Regions from separate parts of the Homo sapiens genome. Here region 1 is linked to region 2. Evidence: chromatin loops called from intact Hi-C (ENCODE). Cell type or tissue: A673. All regions are shown on one strand. Links, peaks and the distances in the headings refer to the core of each region. The heading gives the core; the rest is flanking DNA.

The links. A loop is a pair of places that touch in the nucleus more often than their neighbours do. Peaks named below come from ENCODE experiments on the same cell type or tissue, not always from the same donor. Only the 100,000 strongest peaks of a DNase experiment are listed, where the experiment ranks them.
Region 1: it touches region 2 in a loop (4-fold over the local background); 5 of 110 quality-filtered maps call a loop at or near these places.

What each region holds. Positions count from the first base shown.
Region 1 is chr13:102,554,270-102,557,191 of GRCh38, forward strand. No RefSeq gene overlaps it. Among named protein-coding and RNA genes, the nearest start is that of TPP2, 41 kb to the right of the region's middle. In A673, for the core only: a CTCF peak has its summit at 1,884 (motif pointing left); a DNase peak (open chromatin) is centred at 1,872; H3K4me3 peaks cover 790 bases.
Region 2 is chr13:102,401,455-102,404,376 of GRCh38, forward strand. It overlaps a transcript of FGF14 not described here. Among named protein-coding and RNA genes, the nearest start is that of FGF14-AS2, 8.3 kb to the left of the region's middle. In A673, for the core only: a CTCF peak has its summit at 1,111; a DNase peak (open chromatin) is centred at 1,027; H3K4me3 peaks cover 852 bases; H3K27ac peaks cover 836 bases.

The DNA.
Region 1 (2,922 bases), core at 331-2,830, 150 kb after region 2:
TATTGGCCTCTCACTAAATAGGTTGATAGTGTAAGTCTAGGCAGAAGGATACCTGTACAAAAATATGGAATTTGCATGTCATTCAACCTTCCTTAGTGCAAACACAGATTTCTTTACCAGAAGGGGTGCAATGACCTTTTGGCATACATCATTCATACATGTTTCTTTAGGTTTTCAGTTATCACATAGAAAGGTGATTGCATCTCATACGTTGTTGATGGGAATACAACATGACACAATCTCTATGGGGGAAATTTTGCAATGTTTCCAAAATTAAAAATGTACTTTCACTTTAACCAAGAAATCCCATAGCTAGTAATTTATTCTACAAATATCCTTGCACATGTGCAAAATAACATGTTACAAGATTACTCATTACTGCATAGCTTGTGATGATAAAAATTTGATAGCAACAAAAATGTTCCTCATTAGAGGATTGTTTAAACCAGGGATTTTCAACCAGGAGTGATTTATTTTTGGTTGTCACAACTGGAGAGAGGGAAACTTACGGCATCTAGTGGGTAAAGGCCAGGGATCCTGCTAAGCATCCTATATTGCACAGGACAACCTCCACGACAAAAATTATCTAGCCTTAATTCTCACTAGAACTGAGGGTGAGAAATCTTGGGTTAAACAATCATTCACACAATGGAATATTACGCAGCCATTAAAAACAGAATAGGAATACTTTCTGTGTACAGATATTAAAAGATCTTTGTAATACATTAAGTGAAAAAAAAAAGGTCAGGGATGGTTTACCTGTTAACTTTTGAGAAAGAAAGAAAGAGAGAAAGAAAGAAAAGAAAGAAAGAAAGAGAAAGAAGAAAGAAAGAGAGAGAGAGAGAAAGAAAAAGAAGGAAGGAAGGAAGGAAAAAGAAAGAAAGCAAGCAAGAAAGGAAAATGTGTGTGTGTGTGTGCGCACGCACACGTGAGCGTACACTCTGTCTGCAAAAAGAAACCCTAAAATGATACACGGGGAATTAGTGAAGATGATACCAAATGGGGATTGATTGGACTGGGAGTGCGGGCTGGATGGAGACATAAGTAGAAGCTATCATTCTAATTTGGAATCACGTGTCCTTATTACTGATTCAAATCAATGCATAAAGATTTAGGGCACAAAAATAAATAAGACATGTGAGGTCTTTGAGAATAAAGGGATTATATCTTATTTATCTTCGCGTCCCAATTATCTGGCATTATGCTTGCCCTGAAAGAGACACTTAAATATTCATTAAAAGAATTGAGGCAGGGCACAGTGGCTCACGCCTGTAATCCCAGCATTTTGGGAAGTTGAGGCGGGAAGACTGCTTGGGGCCAGGAGTACGAGACCAGCCTGGGCAACGTAACAAGACCCTGTTTCTAAAACTAACAAACAAACAAACAAACAAGAACTAAATTCAAGCCAGTAGCTTTCACATTACTAATTACCTATGCATTCATGAGCATTGGGCTAGTTAAAAAACAAATGAAAAAATAACTTATTCCCTTTGGCCTCATGGAGGTTACAGTCTGGTATAGAAATAAACACATAAGACAGTTAACAATCCAATTATTTGGGTGATTTCATGAAAAAACTGAATTTTACTCTATAGATTTTCAGAAAAATGAAAATGAGCTAAATTAAGCTGTGAGCCAATTTATCAACTGCTCCTTTCATTGAACATGCAAATTCGTTCTTTGTTAATTTACGAAGACATCTGACTTTGATTCACAGGTTTACTATTTCAGTTAGTGGATTGAAGCATAGAATTAAAACAGTGACATCACAACAAACTCCACTAGACAAGACAAAACAAATTAGCTGCCGCTGATTCACTTGAAGTTTAACATCATCTGTCCAGGAAAATGTCACTCAGAACTGAGAGATTGCTGCCCCCAAGAGGCTAATCAAAAAACTCCAAAATAAAAAGGATGAGGTTCAAGAGCTAGGAGACGGCAATTGAGAAGAGAAGACGTGGGCTGGAGCTTTTTTTAGAAGAAAGTGAGACTTGAGCCCCAAATTCTAGAAGAAAAAGAGGAGAAGATTGGAGCTCCTAAGAGTAGAGATGAATTTGTAGCAAGGGAAAGATAAGAGAGTGAGCATCCAATAAACATCAACGGCAGCTGCTTTAGGGAGACTTCTTAGAAGTTTTTACTTTTTTCCTATTTCTGCCCTGTATTTCCCCATAACTGCTTATGGTTAAAAATCACTAAACATGCTTAAAGAGTTCCATGCCTATATCAATTATTTGGGAAAAGCTGTAGATTTTAAAAGAGTAGATTTTATTCTACTCAGCAGTAGGCCAGAGGAAAGAACCCCCCGTCGGAATCAACTATTAATTGCAGTGGAAATGAAAGCCTGCAAACAAAATCACTGCTCCTCAAAACTCTCCGTGAAGTAGCAGGCAGAAGGAAGAGACTCTGGAGCCCAGGGTCTAATCCAGCCAAAGATGGTGAAGTGCCCCTCCAAAGCAGTTTGCTCCCCAAACCCTTGGGATCTCTTTCAAGACCTTAAGCCCCTACCTCATCAGAGATCCTACCAAGAAATCCTGCCAAGAAGAACTCACTTGGTTTCCAGAGATCGGGAGCTTAAGTTCCCAAACTCTGCTGCCCCAACTGGGGAGAATATTTTCAACATAAGTTAAGTTGGAATTCATATGTGGACATTTATCTATGGCTGCATATGTTGTTGTACAGGTAGGTTAAATAAACATATGGGAGGTTTGGTTTCTCTGTTCAGATTTCAAATTGCTGACTTGCAGAAATTTCTGAGGAAGCAGAATAGCCTGGTAGAAAGGCTTGCGACTTTGACGTCAAAGAGACAGTAAATTTCAATTATGATTCTGCCCTATATTTGCTGTCAGTTAACTTATCTGAATGTCAGCTTCCTTATTTATAAAATACAGATATATTTTATACAGATACAGTATAAAATGTAGA
Region 2 (2,922 bases), core at 162-2,661:
TGCATGTTTCGCTTACCAGTTGGGTTCTTGTTTTTCTTAAGACTCTTGCCACAAAGACACTGCAGCATATGCGTTCCTTTGCTGAAAATGTTCCAAAGAAACCACATTGATTTGGGCGAAAAGCAATCCAGCAGCTTAGACACCCTGAGAAAGAAGAGATCCTTGTGGTTGCATAATAATAATTTGAAATCAGTTCTCCTGAAGAGGGGCACCGGTTTTACCATAGGAAAAACGATAATATTCCGGATCTTCTCCCAGTTTTTTCCCCTCACGTGGTATATTTCTTTGAGACTTCTCAGTGATTGTTTGTTTTCGGCCAGGGTGAATGATTTATCCCCCCTCGATCACCACCGGATTATTACCAAAGGGTTGGAGAAAAAATCCTTTTTCAGCATGAAGCCAAACAGAAAAGCAAAGAGATCCCAACTGAGATCAAAACTAATCAGGGAGAACAGTAATGCACAAAAGATCCCCAAAGAGAAAACCATAGCCTTTTTACTTGATCGCTATGAGGATGGGTGGATCTGCAGAAGGCAAAGCAGGATTCATCTTACTGAGAGAAGACTGCCATTGTGTAGCCCCTAGGAGAGAAGGAAAAAAAAAAAAAGAGGAAAGAAAGAAAGAAAAAAGAAAAAAAAAGAAAAAAAAACACCACCACACACACTCACACACCAATACCACCTCCGAGATTGAGTCTGACAGCCGAAGACAGAGCCTCCCTTCTCCCAGTGTCGATTTTTTTTTATAATCAATCGCCAGTGCTCAGTGGGATCGGTTTGAACCTGCAGTTCTCAATCACCACGAAGAAAAGATGCAAATTTAGGTGCCCCCTCCCCTTGTCAGTCTTGTAGTAGGTAGAGAGCGCCACAAATCCCCTTCCTCCTTCCTCTCACTCTTCCAGTTTCCAACAACCGTGAGCATGAGGAAAATCTCCCCTCCGGATTCCTCGCCCAGCCTCGGATGTGAGTTACAGGCATTAGAGGGAGGAGGAGGAGGAGTTGAAGTTTGCATTGAAAAGACTGGCTTTCCATGACGTAGCCACGTGCTTTCAGACCCGTCACCAGTGAGATGCTTCAACCAGCCCAGGGAGGGCAGTGTCACTGCAGTCTCTCTGCTAGGGCCCCTCCTGAAGTCTCCCCACCCGCCAGCTCCAGCCCCAGCCCCAAACCCAGACCCAACGCGCGACCCTCTCCCTCCTCCGCCAAGCGCCAGTCAGCCTGCTGTTTGCTCTTGGAGCCAATCTGACAGCCTTCTATTAAAAGTGAATTTTGAAAAGTAAAAATTAAAAATTATAATGAGTAAACCTTAGAAAATGCATGTTGGGAGGTTGGAGGTGGGGGGGAAATAAAGAGAAAAATGGGTTTAATGCTTCTCCACCCAGCCAAAATCAGTTCCACCTTCACATTTTCAAAAGCAGCATATAATGCACCTAAAACATTAAGGAAAACTCAAGTTCCTTTAATTCTTATTATTGGACTCCTACTTGAGGGGCTGTTTGAAAAATGTAAACTAGATATATAACAGATATTACCAGAAACCGCCTCTTAAAAGGACAACCACTAAAATCTAGGTGGCAAACTGTACTTTTGTGGGGAGGGTCATGTATACATGAGAAAATGTATGCCTTTTATAGACAACACGTTACCTTTAAATAATTGTGCAGAAAGTCCCTGCTTAAATCACGCCCTAATTCTTTGCATGTTTCTGCACTCATTAATTGAGCTAACATTAAATTCACCCTCATTTACTTCTCATCTGCACATCTCACCTACACTAATCCAACCTAACAAAACAGGCAAGTTTTCTATTTTCACCAACATATAACCCAGCTTCCTACTTGCCCAGAAAAATCAAAGGATTTCAGACCAAGCTGTTATTTTATTTTATTCTACTTGGAGGAAAATACAATGTGCAAAGTGATACAAACAATTACAAAAAATAATATAACAAACTCCAGAGTACCCGCTACTCAAAAGTAACTTAGCATTTCATCATATTTTTGAGATAAGGATTTTAAAGAAGTAAAACTGACCACTCCCATTCTCTGTAGGTAAATGAATTAAACTTATGCCAGCTTATTTCTATTTTTATAGGTAAACTGACATAAAAATTTTAACTCTAATTTAAATATATATATTTAGAAGTTTCTTCATAATTTCAAAAAAATTAAAACTACTGCCTCTACTGCATGGTATATAAACTTAGATGTCGATTTATATAGTTGAGGATTGATGGAAAAGACTGATTTGATTTTAAAAGTTGATTTAAAGAAAATCGACTAACTCCTTGATTATCAGTTGTCAAAAAACAAAAAATGGAATAAACATCTTTACCACTTTTAGAGTTTTCTATTAGTTAGGATGCTAAAATTAGCATTGATATCCTGACCTTCTGGGAAACATCAGTCAATTCTAGGTAAGATAGAAGAATTTAAAACCAGTAAATCCCATAAAGGTTAAGACATTGGAAAGCTATATCATGATGGCCTTGATGTGTCAAAAGGATCATGTCATACAGCTTTTAAAAATTACTACAATTTAAATATGGTCTAAAAAGGTTTGTGAGGTAAAGAAATAGAGAATACTAAAAGTACCTGAATGTAATGCCAGTGACTTACTAAGAAGAAACAGACTGAAAAAAAAAAAAATGAAGAGTGGAATTCTTTTTGAAAGAGGAAAAATGGAATAGCATGGCCAAATAATTAGAAAATAATTTTTATATCAATCAGAGACAGATACCATATGCTGCTTCTATAACATGTTGGTGTCTCCTAGGGGGTTCCAGAATATCCCAATATATTATCACTGGGCAAATGCCAGAGAAATAGCTGAAATATAAATAGGCCTTCCAAACTCACAGGCTCTGATGTTATGTTAAAACTTTCTGAGTTCCCTGGAGTATTTCACAAATAGAGTAAAATTT